6 separate regions of the Homo sapiens genome follow, and all the other regions are linked to region 2. A link is a contact called in ENCODE Hi-C or POLR2A ChIA-PET data. All regions are on one chromosome and are shown on one strand. Each heading gives the region's core, a stretch centred on a gene start or an enhancer-like site at or near the end of the contact. The rest is flanking DNA. Distances are from core to core; before and after follow the strand shown.

The links. Hi-C counts contacts between places; a loop is a spot of excess contacts on that map. ChIA-PET counts read pairs that join two places held with the same protein, here RNA polymerase II (POLR2A). Pooled maps may share reads with other maps.
Region 1: a map with no recorded cell type shows a loop between it and region 2 (9-fold over the local background). The contact joins the promoter of LRIG3 here to the promoter of CTDSP2 in region 2. A Hi-C loop is called at or near these places in 3 of 37 single-sample maps with no recorded cell type and 6 of 50 pooled maps.
Region 3: POLR2A ChIA-PET joins it to region 2 with 12 read pairs in BJ. The contact joins the enhancer-like site here to the promoter of CTDSP2 in region 2. POLR2A ChIA-PET finds 5 or more read pairs at or near these places in 2 of 52 experiments (AG04450 and BJ).
Region 4: a pooled map shows a loop between it and region 2 (30-fold over the local background). The contact joins the promoter of SLC16A7 here to the promoter of CTDSP2 in region 2. A Hi-C loop is called at or near these places in 3 of 37 single-sample maps with no recorded cell type and 15 of 50 pooled maps.
Region 5: a map of gastrocnemius medialis shows a loop between it and region 2 (6-fold over the local background). The contact joins the promoter of RPL41 here to the promoter of CTDSP2 in region 2. A Hi-C loop is called at or near these places in 1 of 168 maps with a recorded cell type or tissue (gastrocnemius medialis) and 8 of 50 pooled maps. POLR2A ChIA-PET finds 5 or more read pairs at or near these places in 1 of 52 experiments (activated T-cell).
Region 6: a pooled map shows a loop between it and region 2 (4-fold over the local background). The contact joins the promoter of MYL6 here to the promoter of CTDSP2 in region 2. A Hi-C loop is called at or near these places in 1 of 168 maps with a recorded cell type or tissue (naive thymus-derived CD4-positive, alpha-beta T cell) and 2 of 50 pooled maps. POLR2A ChIA-PET finds 5 or more read pairs at or near these places in 1 of 52 experiments (activated CD4-positive, alpha-beta T cell).

The regions. Positions count from the first base shown.
Region 1 is chr12:58,919,122-58,921,821 of GRCh38, reverse strand. It overlaps LRIG3 (leucine rich repeats and immunoglobulin like domains 3), which reads left to right and starts at 1,318. Exons shown (of 19, transcript NM_153377.5): 1 at 1,318-1,822. The coding sequence starts at 1,587. It overlaps LRIG3-DT (LRIG3 divergent transcript), which reads right to left and starts at 1,118. Exons shown (of 6, transcript NR_183518.1): 1 at 1,032-1,118; 2 at 350-423. RefSeq lists silencers at 434-543, 1,162-1,271, 1,692-1,771 and an enhancer at 2,152-2,421.
Region 2 is chr12:57,845,471-57,848,170 of GRCh38, reverse strand. CTDSP2 (CTD small phosphatase 2) reads left to right here and starts at 1,442. Exons shown (of 8, transcript NM_005730.4): 1 at 1,442-1,799. The coding sequence starts at 1,736. RefSeq lists silencers at 961-1,140, 1,211-1,290, 1,301-1,730, 2,321-2,620.
Region 3 is chr12:59,076,363-59,079,062 of GRCh38, reverse strand. The region is part of intron 3 of LRIG3-DT (LRIG3 divergent transcript); the gene reads right to left. Among named protein-coding and RNA genes, the nearest start is that of LRIG3-DT, 160 kb to the right of the region's middle. Within about 2 kb of position 1,407, at least 8 of the 41 ENCODE cell types and tissues checked have a DNase peak (open chromatin) inside an H3K27ac peak, as active enhancers do.
Region 4 is chr12:59,594,767-59,597,466 of GRCh38, reverse strand. SLC16A7 (solute carrier family 16 member 7) reads right to left here and starts at 1,438. Exons shown (of 6, transcript NM_001270623.2): 1 at 1,231-1,438. RefSeq lists enhancers at 630-779, 830-969 and a silencer at 1,440-1,509.
Region 5 is chr12:56,115,280-56,117,979 of GRCh38, reverse strand. RPL41 (ribosomal protein L41) reads right to left here and starts at 1,347. Exons shown (of 3, transcript NM_001035267.2): 1 at 1,181-1,347; 2 at 769-791; 3 at 13-498. The coding sequence starts at 1,192. The coding sequence ends at 456. RefSeq lists a silencer at 1-39 and an enhancer at 1,706-1,755.
Region 6 is chr12:56,157,038-56,159,737 of GRCh38, reverse strand. It overlaps MYL6 (myosin light chain 6), which reads right to left and starts at 1,379. Exons shown (of 7, transcript NM_021019.5): 1 at 1,334-1,379; 2 at 1,027-1,054; 3 at 8-151. The coding sequence starts at 1,336. It overlaps MYL6B (myosin light chain 6B), which reads right to left. Exons shown (of 8, transcript NM_002475.5): 6 at 2,193-2,270; 7 at 2,003-2,040; 8 at 1,756-1,856. The coding sequence ends at 2,012. It overlaps MYL6B-AS1 (MYL6B antisense RNA 1), which reads left to right and starts at 1,513. Exons shown (of 3, transcript NR_186043.1): 1 at 1,513-1,555; 2 at 1,793-2,104. RefSeq lists enhancers at 81-150, 191-260, 2,271-2,380 and silencers at 931-1,110, 1,481-1,650.

The DNA of each region.
Region 1 (2,700 bases), core at 69-2,568, 1.1 Mb before region 2:
AAATGGGATACCATATCTAAAATAGGGTGTGTTAACTTCAAAGTGAGTCTTTTCCTTCCCCCGTAAGTGGGAGTGATTTGCTACAGTGAAAAATCAATGGGCCTTAGAGTCAGGGTTAAAGTCTCAACTCCACAAGCTATCTCCACTCCTCAATCATGAGCAGTTTACGCAACTCCAAGGACAGACAAGCTTGGGCAGACAGCATGCAATAAACAATGTATAGAAGTGAAAACTTACTTTAAGCTTCCAGGGTTTGTTTTTTGGTTTGTTCATGTTTTCTGTCTTGCTTTTATTTTTATTTTTTTTGCAACAAACACATTAGTTACGTTCTCTAGGTCTATTTCCTTACCCAGAGGAGGAAGGCCCCTTAGCACATGATCTCTGCGGTCTCCATTAGTTTCAACATCTTGTGGCGCTGATCACCTGTAAGTTAAGGAACAAACTTCACTGGGAAGTCCTGTAGCCTGAATCCAGCCCCAAACATCCACTCCCCCAGCTGAGGAGGCCGGGAGGTACTTTTACCCTGGTAGCATTCTCAATCAACATGTGTCATTACTCAAAGCGCAAGTGGACCAAGGTGCATATACTAATTTTTTCCTCCAAGGTCTTAGTTTTCATTTTACTTTGAAATGTCACTGTGACTACTTTTATTATTACTATTACCAGGAATCTATGATTGCCATCGAGGTCTATTAGAAGGTCATCTCCCATCCCCCACCCCGCCCAGCTTTATCCAGTGCACGAAGGCTGGCTATTTGTAATTCAATATACACTTTCCAAAACCACGAGTTTTACGTTTTATTATTGTTTTTACTTTTGAAGCCGATGTATGGGGGAACACCCACCAGCATTAACGTTGAAAGAGCTGTTTTCATTGAAACCACTCTTTCATCTGTGGATGGTAGGATAATTTATCAGTGTCTTTAATTTGGAATTGAAAAGTTTCCTGAAAACACTGCTAATTAAACTTTACTTCCCTGAAGTTCTCCTAAATACCTCCAACTCCGAGAACTAGCCCAGTATTTGCTCACTTCCTTTTGCCTTTCAACTCCATTTGATATATGTTTCCCACGACGTAGTGGAGACTTCTGGCTGGAGAGGCTGGAAAATATAACTCTGAATTTCCTACAATCTCAGCTCCACTTTCTCCCGCGCGTAGGCCCCCGGCTGGAGCGGTGTTATTGTCACGTGGCCACGGGGACGCCCGCAGCCGAGTCGGCCAATGGGCGCGCGTCGGCCTCTACCCGCCCGCCTTGCTACTCCGCCGCGCGGGGACTTGGCGCAGTGCCGCGGGGTGGAGGCGAAAAAGTTTCTTTTGCAGACAAGAAGGGGCTTCGGCGAGCCGACGCTGCTCAAGCTGCAACTCTGTTGCAGTTGGCAGTTCTTTTCGGTTTCCCTCCTGCTGTTTGGGGGCATGAAAGGGCTTCGCCGCCGGGAGTAAAAGAAGGAATTGACCGGGCAGCGCGAGGGAGGAGCGCGCACGCGACCGCGAGGGCGGGCGTGCACCCTCGGCTGGAAGTTTGTGCCGGGCCCCGAGCGCGCGCCGGCTGGGAGCTTCGGGTAGAGACCTAGGCCGCTGGACCGCGATGAGCGCGCCGAGCCTCCGTGCGCGCGCCGCGGGGTTGGGGCTGCTGCTGTGCGCGGTGCTGGGGCGCGCTGGCCGGTCAGACAGCGGCGGTCGCGGGGAACTCGGGCAGCCCTCTGGGGTAGCCGCCGAGCGCCCATGCCCCACTACCTGCCGCTGCCTCGGGGACCTGCTGGACTGCAGTCGTAAGCGGCTAGCGCGTCTTCCCGAGCCACTCCCGTCCTGGGTCGCTCGGCTGTAAGTATTCTTCCCGCGGGGGGAGGGGGCCCGGGCCGCTGGAGATTCGAGAAAACAGGAGCCGGCGGGGAATGGGGTTCGGCGTGCAGTCCCCTTTTTGCCGTATAGCTCCTTCTGGCCCAGGCCGCGATCGGCGCTCCGTGGGCGTGGAAAAAGAACTGTCCGGGCCTCAGTTTCCCTCCCACGTGCTTTGCGGGCGGCGCAGGTGGGCTCTTGGCGCGTCCTAACTGGCTGCAGGTAGACCAGGGTTGGGGGCCAGTAACGACGCCAGAGATTGGGGATGAAGTCCTGCGCCCTAAGCTAGCCAAGGGGTTCAAATGCTTGCTCCTGCCAGGCCCAGGGGAGATAAGCGGCAACCTGCACACATCAGGAGTTTGCAGTTCTCGCTGAGTTATGAGTCTGGTTCAGTTTTAGTTTCTAGCTGCGTCAGACTCCTTTTCCTGTTCCCACCCAGTAACTGAAGTCAGGCTTTTCATTTGGGAAGCCCCCTCAACAGAATTCGGTCATTCTCCAAGTTATGGTGGACGTACTTCTGTTGTTCTCCCTCTGCTTGCTTTTTCACATTAGCAGACCGTAAGTTCCCACTCCTCAACCAGATTGTAAAGACTGGTCGGTAGCTATGGAAAGGGCGGAACTCGATTATCCAGAATCAAGGGCGTGATTTCTGTAGCTCCTCAGAACGCCCAGACGGTTTAGGGGAGAGCGCAGGGAGCTCTTATGCAAGTTTTTGGATTTTTAGCTGCGAAGTCTGAAAACCTGAAATCACTGCCAACTGCGTGAAGAACAAGGAAGAAAATGTAATTTAGTTGGAAATGCTGATCTTTTCCAAATGTCATCTCTTTTCTTCCTCAGTCCCAGTTTTAAAATTGGAGTGCTGT
Region 2 (2,700 bases), core at 193-2,692:
AGATGTAGATCACTGGAAAAGACCTGATATTGAGCTGAAACCAGCCTTTCTGGAGCTACCACCGCTGGGGAACAAAAGCACCCACAACCTTGAGCAGAGACTCCAGGAGCTGTAGCCAGCGGAGCGTGCCCCGAGGCCTAAAGAGCAAGTGGGGAAGGCAGCCTGAGTCCACAAAGCTGAAGCTCCTCCGAGAGACCTCCATCCATCTAAAGGAAGCTGGGACTGTGGGGGCAAAAAGAGAGGGGTAGGATGAGGGAGGTAGGGAGGAGGGGCGGAGTCGGGGCCGCCTAAATGGGAGTAAGTCGGTGGGTGTGAGGAAAGCCCAGCACCTCAGGTCTCATTTTCAGTGTTTTGGGGGACACAGTCCCGAGGTCAGTTCCAGCTCTTATACTCTGGAGTCCTAGGTCCGCCCACACGCACACACCCCTTTCGGGATTCGAAGGTTGTACTTTTTTTTTTTTTTTTTTGAGACAGAGTCTCGCTCTGTCGCCCAGGCTGGAGTGCAGTGGCGCGATCTCGGCTACCTGCAATCTCCGCCTCCCGGGTTCAAGCAAGTCTTTGCCTCAGCCTCCCGAGTAGCTGGGATTACAGGCGCCCGCCACCACGCCCGGCTAATTTTTTTGTATTTTTAGTAGAGACGGGGTTTCACCATCTTGGCCAGGCTGGTCTTGAACTCCTGACCTCGTGATCCACCCACCTCGGCCTTCCAAAGTGCTGGGATTACAGGCGTGAGCCACCGCGCCTGGCCTCGACGGTTGTACTTTTATGTGACTTGGTACGTCCTTGATTCTAGGGCTAAGCAGGGGGGTAAGGTAACTTCCGATCCGCCCCATCCCCTGCTGGAGTCAGGTTAGGCTTAGCGGCTTGTCTTGGTCACCCCTGAAGGGGGAAACCTTTCCACCTTCCCCGAGTGCGCCCTCCGAGAAAAGAACACCCCAGCACAGAGCACCAGAACGTGAGCTTCGGAGCGGCCTTTTAAATAGTTGGGAAGGGGGTGTGGCCGAGGAGACTGGGAGGCCGCAGTCTGGCGCGGGGGGAGTGGCCCGGGGGCGTGGCCGTGGCGCCTGGAATGTTGTTAGGTCCTCTCACCGCATAGTAAGGAGGGGCCACGCCCCTTTTCTCCAAGAGAGCCAATCGGAGCACCGGAACGGTTTCAAGTCTCCCCCGCCAGCCTGCCCGCCCGCCACCCCACCCCCCTTGAGGATTCGCTTTTTCCGTAACAAAATAGCAAAGCTCCCGACTGTCCGCAGCCCCGGCCGCTCACAGATGGAGGGTCCCAGGGCCTAGGACGCAGCCCCCAGCGGGAAGCTCCAGCTGGCCGTGAAGAGGCCGAGTCGAGAGCCGGGAGGCGCGCGGGGGTGGGCGCTGCAGCCGCGGGTTGTTTATCTGGAGTACGGAGGGGAGGGGGGAGCCTGGAAACCGCCCCGTGTCCCATTTCCTCCTCTTGTTTTCGCTCCGGATTCTCCATGTTGGACCCAAACTGAGGAGCCCGGAGCTGCCGCTGGGGGATCGGGGCCGGGGGCACCCGGGGGAGCCGCTGCCCGGGCCGCCCGCCCTTTGTACAGGCCGCCTCCCTTCCCGGTCCGGGGAGGAAACGAGAGGGGGGATGTGAACAGCTGTGGAAGTCGGAGTCTCGGGAGCCGGAGCGGGCCCCCGCCCAGGCCCCCCAGCCCAGCCCAGCCCGCGCGCCCGCCCGTCCTCCCGCCCAGCCAGCCCGGGCCCGCGGGATTGTTAGATGGAACACGGCTCCATCATCACCCAGGCGCGGAGGGAAGACGCCCTGGTGCTCACCAAGCAAGGTAGGGGCAGCAACTTCCCAAAACTTTGCGTCGCCCCCGGGCGCGGAGGGGGCTAGCACAGCCCCGAACCCAGGTCTCGGCCCTTGACCTCCAGGGCTTAGAGCCAGCGATCCCGACTGGACCCCTCCGGTCCATCCGCCCCCGCATCCCGGCTGGCACTCAGACCTCCGTGGGGGTTGCACGGGGATCCCGGCGCCCGAGCGGAAAGGGCGTCTTCGGCGCAGCTGTCACCCTGTCCCGCAACCCCTCCCCCTCGGGGCTGAGAGACGGAGGGGTAGCTCTCGAAGCACTGGGCCACTCCGCGTCCACCGCCTCCGGAGTTGGGGGTGGGGTCGTCACTTTCCTTCACCGCCGCGCGCGGCTGCCCCGGGATCGCGGGGAGGGGTTAGGAAGGTGACAGAGGGAGCCCCAGGTGGAACGGAACCGAGACTGGAGTCCAGCACTTGCAGGCCCCCCCAAGCCCGAGGTCGTTCGGGCAGCTAGCTGGCGGTGACGGCGTCCGGCGGGACTTGGGACCAAGTTCACCTCTTGGAGGCGGGGGCGGTCGCGGTGGGGGAGGGGCCCGGGCCCTGGCGCACCAGACGTGGCGGGTTCCCGGCTCAGCGCAGGCCCCGGGACCTTGGCGGCGTCGGGCTCCCTCCCGGCTGCCTCTGACCAGTTTCGCTGAGCAAACAAGCCCGACCCTGAGGCCCGGCCAGAGCCCCTCCCTGCCCGGTGCGCTCCCCCGGGGCCGGCGCTGCACACACAGAGCCGCGTTTGTTTAGCCCGGGAGCGGTGTCCCTGGTTACATAATTCGCCGGATGGCATCAGACCCGGCGTGGTTCTGAATCGCGCAGCGAAAAAGTGCGAGTTCTCTGTGGGCAGCGGCTGGCGGCCCCCGCCTTCCAGAGCGTCAGGTGGA
Region 3 (2,700 bases), core at 158-2,657, 1.2 Mb before region 2:
CTTCTCCTCCCCTCTGGGACTTTCTTTATCCAGAAGAGAGCCTGACATTTTAGCCATACAACTCAGATTTTACACACAATTGCTTAAGAGGAGAACGTATACCAGAAATCAGAAACATGGAGTTCGGAGAAAGAGTTCAATAATTGAATTCAGGCTGATTATTTATCTGCTATATGGACTTGAGAAATTGTTATTTAAATTCTCAAAGCCTCATTTTCCTTATCAGTGAATAGGAATGAAAACATAACATGCTTATATGGGTTGATATGAAGATTCAAAGGGATATGTCTATAAAACCCTGAGTATACTCCCTGTTCATTTGTACAAAACGTATTTATTAAAAACCTAACTGAGCCAATCATGATTGGAGGTGCTTAGGATTTATCACTGGATAAAACAGACAAAACAACTTCCCCTTGTAGTGCTTACATTCTAGTAAAGGGAGACAGCAACAAAGGGAGCAAAGGAATAAAATGCACTAAACCTTACATGGAGACTAAATATATATTATATGTCTAATATACAGACAGCTTTCAGTAAGTGTTAACAAAAATAAAGTATAATGCCTCAAATTATTAAAACACTTGCTAGGTAAAAATATCAAGTATGTTTTCTCATAACCTCATTCTATAGAAGCTTATGTAACAAATACATTAAGCTAGATATAAGGAAATATTGCATCTTCTAAACTTTTAAAGAAGTGTTTGAGACAAAAATCTAAGGTTCAGTAATGTTGAATCGGCTCTTAGATTGACGTCACAAAAAAGAACCACATGTGCAATTACACTAAAACTATTCCCCAAAGCTTGTATAACTCTTTGGGTTGAGGCCGTTGGGAACCAATCCCTAGCTCTAAGAGACTCCATCACTATTTCTGCTTGAGCCACACACAGATGTGGGCAGCTAGCTAACACTGTGTGTGTTGTGCTATATGGAATTCCTTGCTTAGTCTCACAAAGACCTCCCACATTTTCAAGGCATTTAAAGTTTCATCTCATCAGCAAGCATGACCTTGTCTCCATCACCTCAGTAAATGGATGAACGTTGCATCAAACACTGCCCTAATCTTTTGCATGATTTGGAAAAGTCTGGTTTGTAAGCTAATAATAAACAATGTATTTTCCACTTAAAAATCAAATTTCATTATATCCATGAGCATGGCTGTGTGAACGCAGTGGACTCCCTATAGAGTCAGAACAAGGTTTATGAAATGAAATGACCCCTAAAAAGCCATGGTCCAAGGCATCATGGAAACATAAGCTGGTCACATACAAACAAGCTGGGAACTTTTGTTTTTAGGAGGCCTCTACAGGAAACACTAAATCTGCTGCTAGATTTCAGCAGCTGCATCTGGCAGGCTGTAGCATGCATTGCTTTGCTGTTTGGCTTACTTTCTGGCTGGCAGAGCTCTAAGGAGGATGTTAGCAGCCAAACAGGTTTGAGCTGTGAAACTATGAGTTCACGTTAAACATAGAATTTACATAAAATAAACTAAGTCTCAGTAAATAGGATTTATCACTTCTAGGAAGGGAATATGTGTCTTCGTCTTTTTTCCCCCAGTATTAGCCTCCTAAATGTTTATAACTTGATTTTTTCCCATGTATCATATACCCACTCCTTCTGCCTCGTTCCAAGAATACTAAACTTTACAACCTCTTTTGTTGGGCAGGCAATATCTCTGTATTTTTATCTTTAAAACAGATTACACCTGGGAGGGGCAACATAGCACAGTGATTAAAGTTGAGTATTTAAGCCAGAATGACTTAAACTGCTTCGTAGGTGTGAGACTTTGAGCAAGTTATTTAAACTCTAAATCTCAATTTCACCATCTATAAAATGGGAGAGATCTGTCTCATATCTCTGTTGAGAGAATTATGAGATAATGTATAAAGCATTTAGCATACTTCCTGGCACATGGGAGAGATTTAAGAGAGCTTGCTTTCTTTTTGGAGGATTAATTTGTGAATAATTGCAGAGGGGATCATTGCATGTGGTTCTAAGTATATGAACACATTTGCATGTAAGCTGCAGTAGGTATATGTATAATACATATGTACCAGATTGAAAGTAGTTCGGTGGTTTTAACATAAAATGGATATAATTCTGATTGAGGGGGCCATTCTGTTCTTTCCTTCCCAGAGCCCCTTTGAACTTTCTGACCCTATATTATTTTGCAGAGGCAATGACTGGAAATTCCCTTTACATCCTACTCAACCCTCAACAATTCTATCTTGTGTTTTGCTTGTGATTTCAGGAAGACACTTATCTCTGTGCCCAGGAAAACACTTTAATTTGCATCAGTCCTCTAGAGTGTTGACTTTCCAAACAAGGTTTAGAAGAAGTCAGCTGGTTAAGAAAAATATCTAAGCCAATGAAACATTGGCTTTAAATTATTTTAGATCATGATCAAAGTAGTCAATCACCAAGAAACTATAAAAGTCATTTGAAATATATGTTCAAGATCCCAGATACACCTATTTTTATCCTGAATTACATAGGCTCAACAATTCAATTTATTTTTTAAAAATTCATTGAATATCTGTTTGCTCAAAAATATATTTCTTTATGACTGCAAAGATATAATGAAACTTAAGTTTACAAAACACTGTAGTTAAAAGGGAGATGATCTCCTTAAGTCTGTGTGAATAAGAACTTTTTCTCTTACAAATGAAAGAACGCCAACTCAAACTTGTCTGTAGG
Region 4 (2,700 bases), core at 189-2,688, 1.7 Mb before region 2:
AGGAAATGGCATCCAGTAGTCACTCTTTCCTCTGGGTCCAGTCTTTTTCCCATCACTTTCATCATTGTCCGCTATTTTATTCCTCTGCCGCATCTCCTTTGGGACCCAAGAGGGAAGGAGGACACGAAATAATACAGGAAAGGAAATCAAAAAACAATTGTAGAGAAACCACTCCTCGTTTCCTCTTCTATGTCTCGTGTGTGTGTGTGTGTGTGTGTGTGTGTGTGTGTGTGTGTGTGTGTGTAAAATTTTAATTTCCCTGGAATTGGAACTACAGAAGTCCCTCCTCAGCCCTACCGGGAAAGTGGCACTGGGCACGACCGCCCTTTCCAAGGCAGTCTGCAATCCTTTTCGCGGAAGTAGAGGAGAAAAGGGGGTGGAGAAGGGCGCCGCGATGCAGCATCCGCTGAGAAAACAGGCAGTTCGCACGTGAGCGGGCTCGCAGCCTGTGGCGCCACCTGACCGGGCCTGGCGCCCCCAATGTGGTGCAGTGGCCCAGCAAGACCAGAAGGCTCAGGCCCTCCTGAACCCTTGCCAAGTCAGAGGTCCCTTTCTGCCTGGGCTCAGGCCTCGCCCGCATATAGTTTTCCATCTGCTTCCACCCCTGCCATCCTTCCTGGGGACCAAAAATGAAGAAAGACAACCCCCCCATCCCCCGGTATTTCGTCTTCCCCTCACAGCCTCTTCCTGTCCTGATCATCTGCTCAAAGAGAAGACGTTCTCTCCACACACTCCACCCCCGCCTCCACCTTCTGCGGCAATGAAGCCACGCCACCCTAGGGGGCTCGGGGGCCGGATGCTGGCGGGGCGCGCACTAGAGACACGCCGCACTGGAAGCAGCCCTCGGAGTCCCGTGAGCCAGGGAGACTGGGGTGCACCGCGCCACGCTGAGTCTCGGTGTAAAAGCCGAGAGCGTGAGCACCTCCTGGCCGAAAGCACGCGAGGCGCTCCTTGCCCAGGACCCCGCGCGCCCCCTCAGTTCCCGGGCAGCTGTCGGCGCGCACTGGCTGACGCGAGCTCTGCTCCCGCGGCCGCTTCGGGATTTTTTTGTCTATATAAGGGCTCGCTGGCCAACTCTGCGTTGGCACGTTTGTCACAGGCTGGCCATTATTTGCACACACGCGTGCGGCTCCGCGGGCAGCTCGGGTCGCAGACGCAGGCTCGCCCTCCTCTTAGCCGGCACCTCCTCCTCCTCCTCCTCCTCTCCCCTCCCTCCCCAGCTGTACTTACTTTATCTGGTCTCTGGCGCAGGGTGGGCGCTGCAGCCCTCCGTTCCCAGCAAACCGCAGCCGATTCGCCTCGCTGTCAACGGGTGAATGGAATTATTTATTTATTTATGGCCCCTGACGTGTCCTCGCCCGCCACAGCCAGCGGAGAAGGAGGCGGTGGCGGGAAGGGGAGGCGCGGCTGCTGAACGCCCTTGTGGGTGCGGAGGAGCGCGCGCCAGGGGTGGGGGCCGGACAGGCTGCGGTGGAGGCCGGCCCGGGGGGTGGTGGGGGGGAGCCGCCTCCCGGTGCCTGGAGACCGACTGAGCATGCTCCAAGCGGCTGTCAAAGCTATAGGCACTTTCTCTATCGCTCGGGGCACTCCACTTCGGATTTTAGTTTTGACCAAGGAAGAAAGCCAAAAGGCAGGTAGATCTGTCTTTCCAGATGGGTCGTAACTTGCTGTATCCGAAGTACTCTGTAGCCTGACCTAGAAGACAGATGTGCGGTAGCTCTGTGCAACCCAAGCATGGGAGAGGAAAGCATGCAAAAAAAGAAGAGTCTGGCCGAATGCAGGGAGAATAGGAGATCCTCATTGTGAGCTTGCAGGGAAAGTGTTGAGCCATTTTTCAACTGAGGCCTTTTTGGGAGAAAGAGGTAGGGCACTGTTGGAGATTAGACTCACCAACCAAATCACTTCACGGAAAAAAATATAATTGACACCATAGGAGGAAGGACATAGAAAACAGCACCAAAAAACATTAAAAATAAGAAGGATTTTTTTTCAAATCATTTATAATTCCTTTCATTTTTAATTTCTCAAATTACTTAGTTCTTCAAACCAGCATTTAGTTATTTGACAACGAATAGTGCTAGAGATAATGGTAATTCTGCTGTCATTGGTTTGGTCTCTTCCCCTGTCTAAAATGTGCTTCTTGGTAAAACTGGAAAGAGGAAGGGCTGGAAGAGAACATTTAAGTAACCCCATAGATTGGGTTTCTTTAATATCTTTAAGTTAAATTGCCACTTTAGAGAAAAAGAAACTATCCAAAAGAATAATTGTAGGTTTTGGCTTGACAAGTCCTATTGCAGTTTGTCTACCAGTTTAGCTAGCTTTCTCCTCCTTGATTTCACAATCATTTTAAGGTGTGTTCTATGATTCTTCACATTTTACGAATTTATAAAAAGAGTTAAGTCATTTGGGTAAATTCACATTGTCTTTGCCACAGCTAGTCTGTTGTAATGGACGAAATTTGAATTTCAATTTCTGTAGCTATGAAATAAAAGTAATATCAATCGTGTTGATTTCATAAGATTTAAGTGAAATAATATACATGAAGTGGCTGGTAGGCATAATACAAGATGAAAAAATAATCGTGATTAATAACATCAAAATTACTGGAAGATAATTTTATTGAAAGAATGATATTTGAAAATGAAAAAAAGGCAGAAAATTACAGAAAGGATTTTATATTTTTAAGCTAAAAATGCTTAA
Region 5 (2,700 bases), core at 98-2,597, 1.7 Mb after region 2:
ACTCCAGCGAGATGCAAACCACACCACGTAACCCGGGCTGTTGCCTTTATAGCTTTGATACCCTCCATAGCACAGGTAGTGACAGGGCAAACTCTAATGACAGAAAACCCCCACCCGATGGAACCATAAAAAACATAATAGACAAGATGATTTAATTCTTCAGCTAAAACAGCGGAAGAGGTGATTTATTATATGGTTGTTACACTCGGCCACAAATAAACACAGAAATAGTCCAGAATGTCACAGGTCCAGGGCAGAGGACCAACATGGGCATTTTGTTTATGAGCAAGGTGGGTCTCAGAGGTGATCGGCGATCAGAGGGCGATGAAGTTCTAGATCCATTGAGACAAGCTCTAGACAGTAGCATGCAGTCCCACAACTTGTACCAGCATCCCCAGCGTCTGGCATTCCATGTTTCTGCTCCTGTGGCCTCCACGGTGCAACAAGCTAGCGGTTTACTTGGACCTCTGCCTCATCTTTCTTCTTTTGCGCTTCAGCCTGAAAAGCAGACACAGGAATGGAATACACCTCAAACCAGAGTTGCCTTTCCCTCCCACATTAAATCAAACGTCCACATAAAGAATGAGGTGGTAAAATGAACAAGCACTACGGTTCTATCGTTCTCTGTTCTGTTAAATCCTGGCTCCAGGGAGAAAACACTCAAACGTTTTTCTCCTAAAGATCTTTTAAGATTTCCAAACCAAATGTTTCTCCTAAGTTTTGTCCAAGGAACTTCCCTCCTCCTGGGCTGGCAAAGTCTCAACGTACCTGCGCATTCGCTTCTTCCTCCACTAGCAACCGATCACAAGCAGCAGATAATTAAAAAAAAAAAAAAAAAAAAGGGATGAAGCTTATTAGTAGGCTTAGCAAGGATATGAAATGCACTCTTTAGAACCGGACAGATTCTTAACCAAGAAGTATGAAAGATTGGTCGTAACAACTACATCAGTAACTTGGACACCCTCCCAACATAAGATCAGAATTCCACCCTTTTCTAAGCCCACCCTCTCTACCCATAGCACTTAACCGCTAGCTCTCTCACAAACTACCTTCTCTCTCCCACCAGCTCTTGGGCACCCTTGAAACCCAGTAGTTCAGGAGGTATGGCGGACTTGCCTTCGTCTCCTCGCTACTACTCGCCAACTCCTACCTCCCAAGCTTACTACCAGGAACCGCTCACCTTGGCTCTCATGGCGCAGAGGTTTCTACAGGGAAAGAGAGAAAGGCTACAGTTAGTTTGCTGTGATGATGCTAAGTGCCGAGGTCAGATGTCTATGGATTGTACACGGAATCCCAACGCAGGAACCAAAAAACACTCACCCAAAAAAATGGCGCTAAGGCCGAGAGAAAGGCGAAGTTCCGTCTACGGCTATTTAATGGAGCGCCGGGTGTCGTCACTTCCGCTTTCACGCCCTTTGCCCCCCCCAAGGGCGGGGCTACCCAATGGGCGTAACAGTGGTTTTCGGACCCTCTTGTAGAAGGGTAGGTTGAGTTAGTTCTTTCGGAAGACCGAGTATTTGGTTTTCGAGTTACCAGTTCCCCCCCAGATTTAGTATGAGGACGCTGTGTTATTTAAACGTCAGCACCTATTTCCAATATTGGACCTAGAGGTGCAGACGGGGAAAAAATAGTGACCGCCACCTTCCCTCGCATTGCTTCTTGGGAGTTGCAGTTCCCTGGAGAAGTCCTCCATTTTGCTATGGATAGGCGCGGACTGTACAGAAATTCTTGTTTTACTGGTTTGCCTTCTTTTCTTTCTTTCTTTCTTTCTTTCTTTCTTTCTTTCTTTCTTTCTTTCTTTCTTTCTTTCTTTTCTTTCTTTCTTTCTTTTTTTCTTTTTTGAGACAGGATCTCACTGTGTCACCCAGGCTGGAGTGCAGTGACGCGATCTCGGCTCACCGCAATTTCCGCCTCCTGAATACAAGCGATTCTCCCGCCTCAGCTTCCCGAGCAGCTGGGACAACAGGCGCGCGCCACTTGGCTAATTTTTGTATTTTTAGTAGAGACGAGGTTTCGCTGTGTTGCCCAGGCTGGTCTCGAACTCCTGAGCTCAAGCGATCCGCCCGCCTCGGCCTCTCAAAGTGCTGGGATTACAAGCATGAACCACCGCGCCCAGCCGGTTTGCCTTATTTTCTAAAATAAATTGCTGCAGGGTGATTCGATTCCGGAACCATCGAAGGTCCTAAGATTTCAGAACATAGGAAGATATAAAGTGGGGATTCGGGAAAGCTGCCATACTTCAAAAAATATTTTCTCACTGTTTAAGATAGAGCAATTATTTTTCCTAAATTTCAAGAATAAAATAGCTGATTATGGTCTTCCCCCACGATGCCCGAAGCAAAATATCACTAGAGATTCCTGGCTACAATGCATCATTTGTTCAGAAAATACGTCAGCGGGCTGGGCACGGTGGCTCATGCCTGTAATCCCAGCGCTTTGGGAGGCTGAGGTGGGGGAATCTCGAGCCCAGGAAGTCGAGGCTGCAGTGACCTATGCAGTGATTCTCTAGGGGTGAAGAGCGAACCAACGGACATAGGGAGAAAATTACCTAAATCTAGGGAAAGTATGACATTTGGTGTTAAGATAAAGAACTTCCCAGTTTGATTGTATGCTCAGGTGAGAAGCACTGGAAAACAACCAGATCCCCTAAGATTTGGCTACAGGAAACTTTTGAGTTAATGGGGGATGAAAAAGAACCCT
Region 6 (2,700 bases), core at 130-2,629, 1.7 Mb after region 2:
CCCTCACCATCACTCTTGGGGTTCCCCAGGACCTTGAGCACCTCGGCGTTGGTAGGGTTCTGGCCCAGGGCCCTCATCACATCCCCACACTGGCTGTACAGGATCTTGCCATCACCTGTTCGGTCAAACAGCTGGAAGGCCTCCTTGAACTCTGAGGATTCAGATGAATGTCAACACAGGATTTGAGGGTTAATCCAAACCCTACCTCAGAGCTCTGCTGCCCATTCAACTTTGATCATGCTGAGGAAACGAGATATCTGCACCAAACTGTACACCAAAGTCTACTTAAGAGGGCTCTATTTCTCTTCCTCCCAACTCAAGTGTTCTATATAGAGGCTTCCTCCCCTTCTGGCAGCCTGGTAACATCCATTTACACAACCCCTCTGCCTGCGGCAGGCCTGCCAATCTCCACTGCTGCTACTACACTTCTCAGGGCAGGAATTCGCCACCGCCCAGTCTCAGTCCTGTCCTTATAAGGAAGTGGGAGCAGCAGCCTGGGACTAGGGTCATCCCAACCTGCCACTTCGCACCCCTCCAGTATAAAGAGAACTTCCAGAGGGTATAGCTACAGTCATATCCTTAGCAAACTCCCCTGTCTTGTCCCCATCTGCACAGAATATCAGGTCACTGCTCTACAATCTTCACAACTGCAAGCTGGGAGGGCGGGGACAGTTATCACAAGAGGAGAAAAGAGGCAGAAGTAGCTGATTAAAGGACAAAGGAAAGCAGGCAGCTTTATACACCCTCCCGAGACCCCACACACAGCAGGCATTAAGTGACCAAGTTTTTTCACATACCCACACCACCTAAAACTCACCCAGTGCTTGGGATCAGATCTAGAGTGGAAGGGGAGGGAGGAAGAAAGTGAGAAAAGAAAATGGAGGATCCAGAAGAAGAGAAAATAATCCAGGGGGTAATCTCATGGGGGTGCTAAAGAGATGACAGATTAAGATTAGAGGATAGGTGCTGGGGGGAGGGTGTCCCTCTCCCTAAGGGTGACCTCGGTAGGGATCAGAGATAACCTACCTGCGGTCTGGTCTTCGGTGAAGTCACACTGCTCAGAGAAGAGGGAAGTGGTCAGCATCTGAACGCCAATCCCCCGAGTTTCTATCCCAGCCCCACAAACTCTGACCCACAAACTCTGACCCACAAACTCCTGTTTCAGGCTGCAGACTCGCTTCCCCGCAGGGCCCCAGTCTTTCCAACCCCACCTCCAACCTTTCGGGTCCTCAGATTCCCTTTGCCTCCTACCCCTGCCTTCTCCTCGCCCCCCACCCGTCTCTTCCTGCCTCTCGTCCCCAATCCTGCCCGTCTCCCAAGACCTGGGCCCCACCATCTTGACTGCTCAGCTCTCCGGGACCTTTTCCTGCAGTAATGGCTCCGACTCTCGGCCCAACCCTAGTCTTAGTACGTCCCGATGACGTCACCCTCAGAGGACTCAGCCAATAGGAACCGTGGCCTGGGTTTATGCAGACGATTGCTACATTAGTAATGACTTGGGCGGGGTCCGCTGTTCCTTTCTCCAGCGCCACCTGGGCACAGAACCCGCTCGGAGGTGGGGGGGGTCGTGGGGGGAGGTGGGGGGGCGGGGGTCGTGGGGGGACGTGGGCTGGGGCACAATGAATCTGCACCTCCCAACAGCAGGAAGATCAGAGGATTGGAAGAGGAGAGAGCCCTCTTTTCCCGCCCTCTCCTCCTAGCACCCTCCCCGTCTCCCGCTGCTCCCCCAACCATGAAAAAAATAGCAGTCTGAAACCAAGAGAGGAACCCAGTCTTTATTTTGAAACAATAGGTGGCCTCCTGGTGGCTGGAACGTGCTTTCGCCTGCGGGGCCCAGTGTCCGGACCCCACTGGATCTGTGGAAAAAAACCAAAGTTGCGAAGCGCTGGAGCCCGTGCAGCAACCGGACAGCAGAATGAACTCCGCTGCTTTTCTATGTTGGCTGAGAGAAGGGCGGGAGACTTGCCTCGTAAGGCGCGGCGAAGGGGTGGGAGGGCCCTACCTGCAGCACTCAGACGCTTAGGATGTGTTTCAAGAAGGCTGCAGAGAGAGGAGGCAAGAGGGGCTTCAGAAGCAGGCCTTTGGATAATACATCTGACTCTAGGTAATCCAGGGGTGCCCCCGCCCACACGCGGCAAGACGCCAGGCTGCCCTCCTCCCTCGGCCCCGCTCCCGCTTTTTTGTCCCCTCACCCTCGTAGTTGATGCAGCCGTTGCTGTCCTCGTGTCCTGCCAGAACGGTCTCCACCTCCTCCTCAGTCATCTTCTCTCCTGAATCCCAGACACAACGTCTGAGGCCCTCCTTTCCCTCCTTCACTCACCCAGGCCACGCTTTTCCTTTTTTTTTTTGAGACGGAGTTTCGCTCCTGTCGCTCAGGCTGGAGTGCAGTGGAGCGGAGCGATCTCGGCTCACTGCAACCTCCGCCTCCCGTGTTCACGCGATTCTCCTGCCTCACCCTCCCGAGTAGCTGGGATTACAGGCGCCCGGCTAATTTTTTGTATTTTTGGTAGAGACGAGGTTTCGCCATGTTGGGCAGGCTGCTCTCAAACTCTTGACCTCAGGTCATACACCTGCCTCGGCCTCCCAAAGTGCTAGGATTACAGGCGTGAGCCACCGCGCCTGGCTTTTTCCATATATTTTTGTAAACAACAATATAAACATAACAATTGTAATTTTTTTTTTTTTTTTTTGAGATAGGGT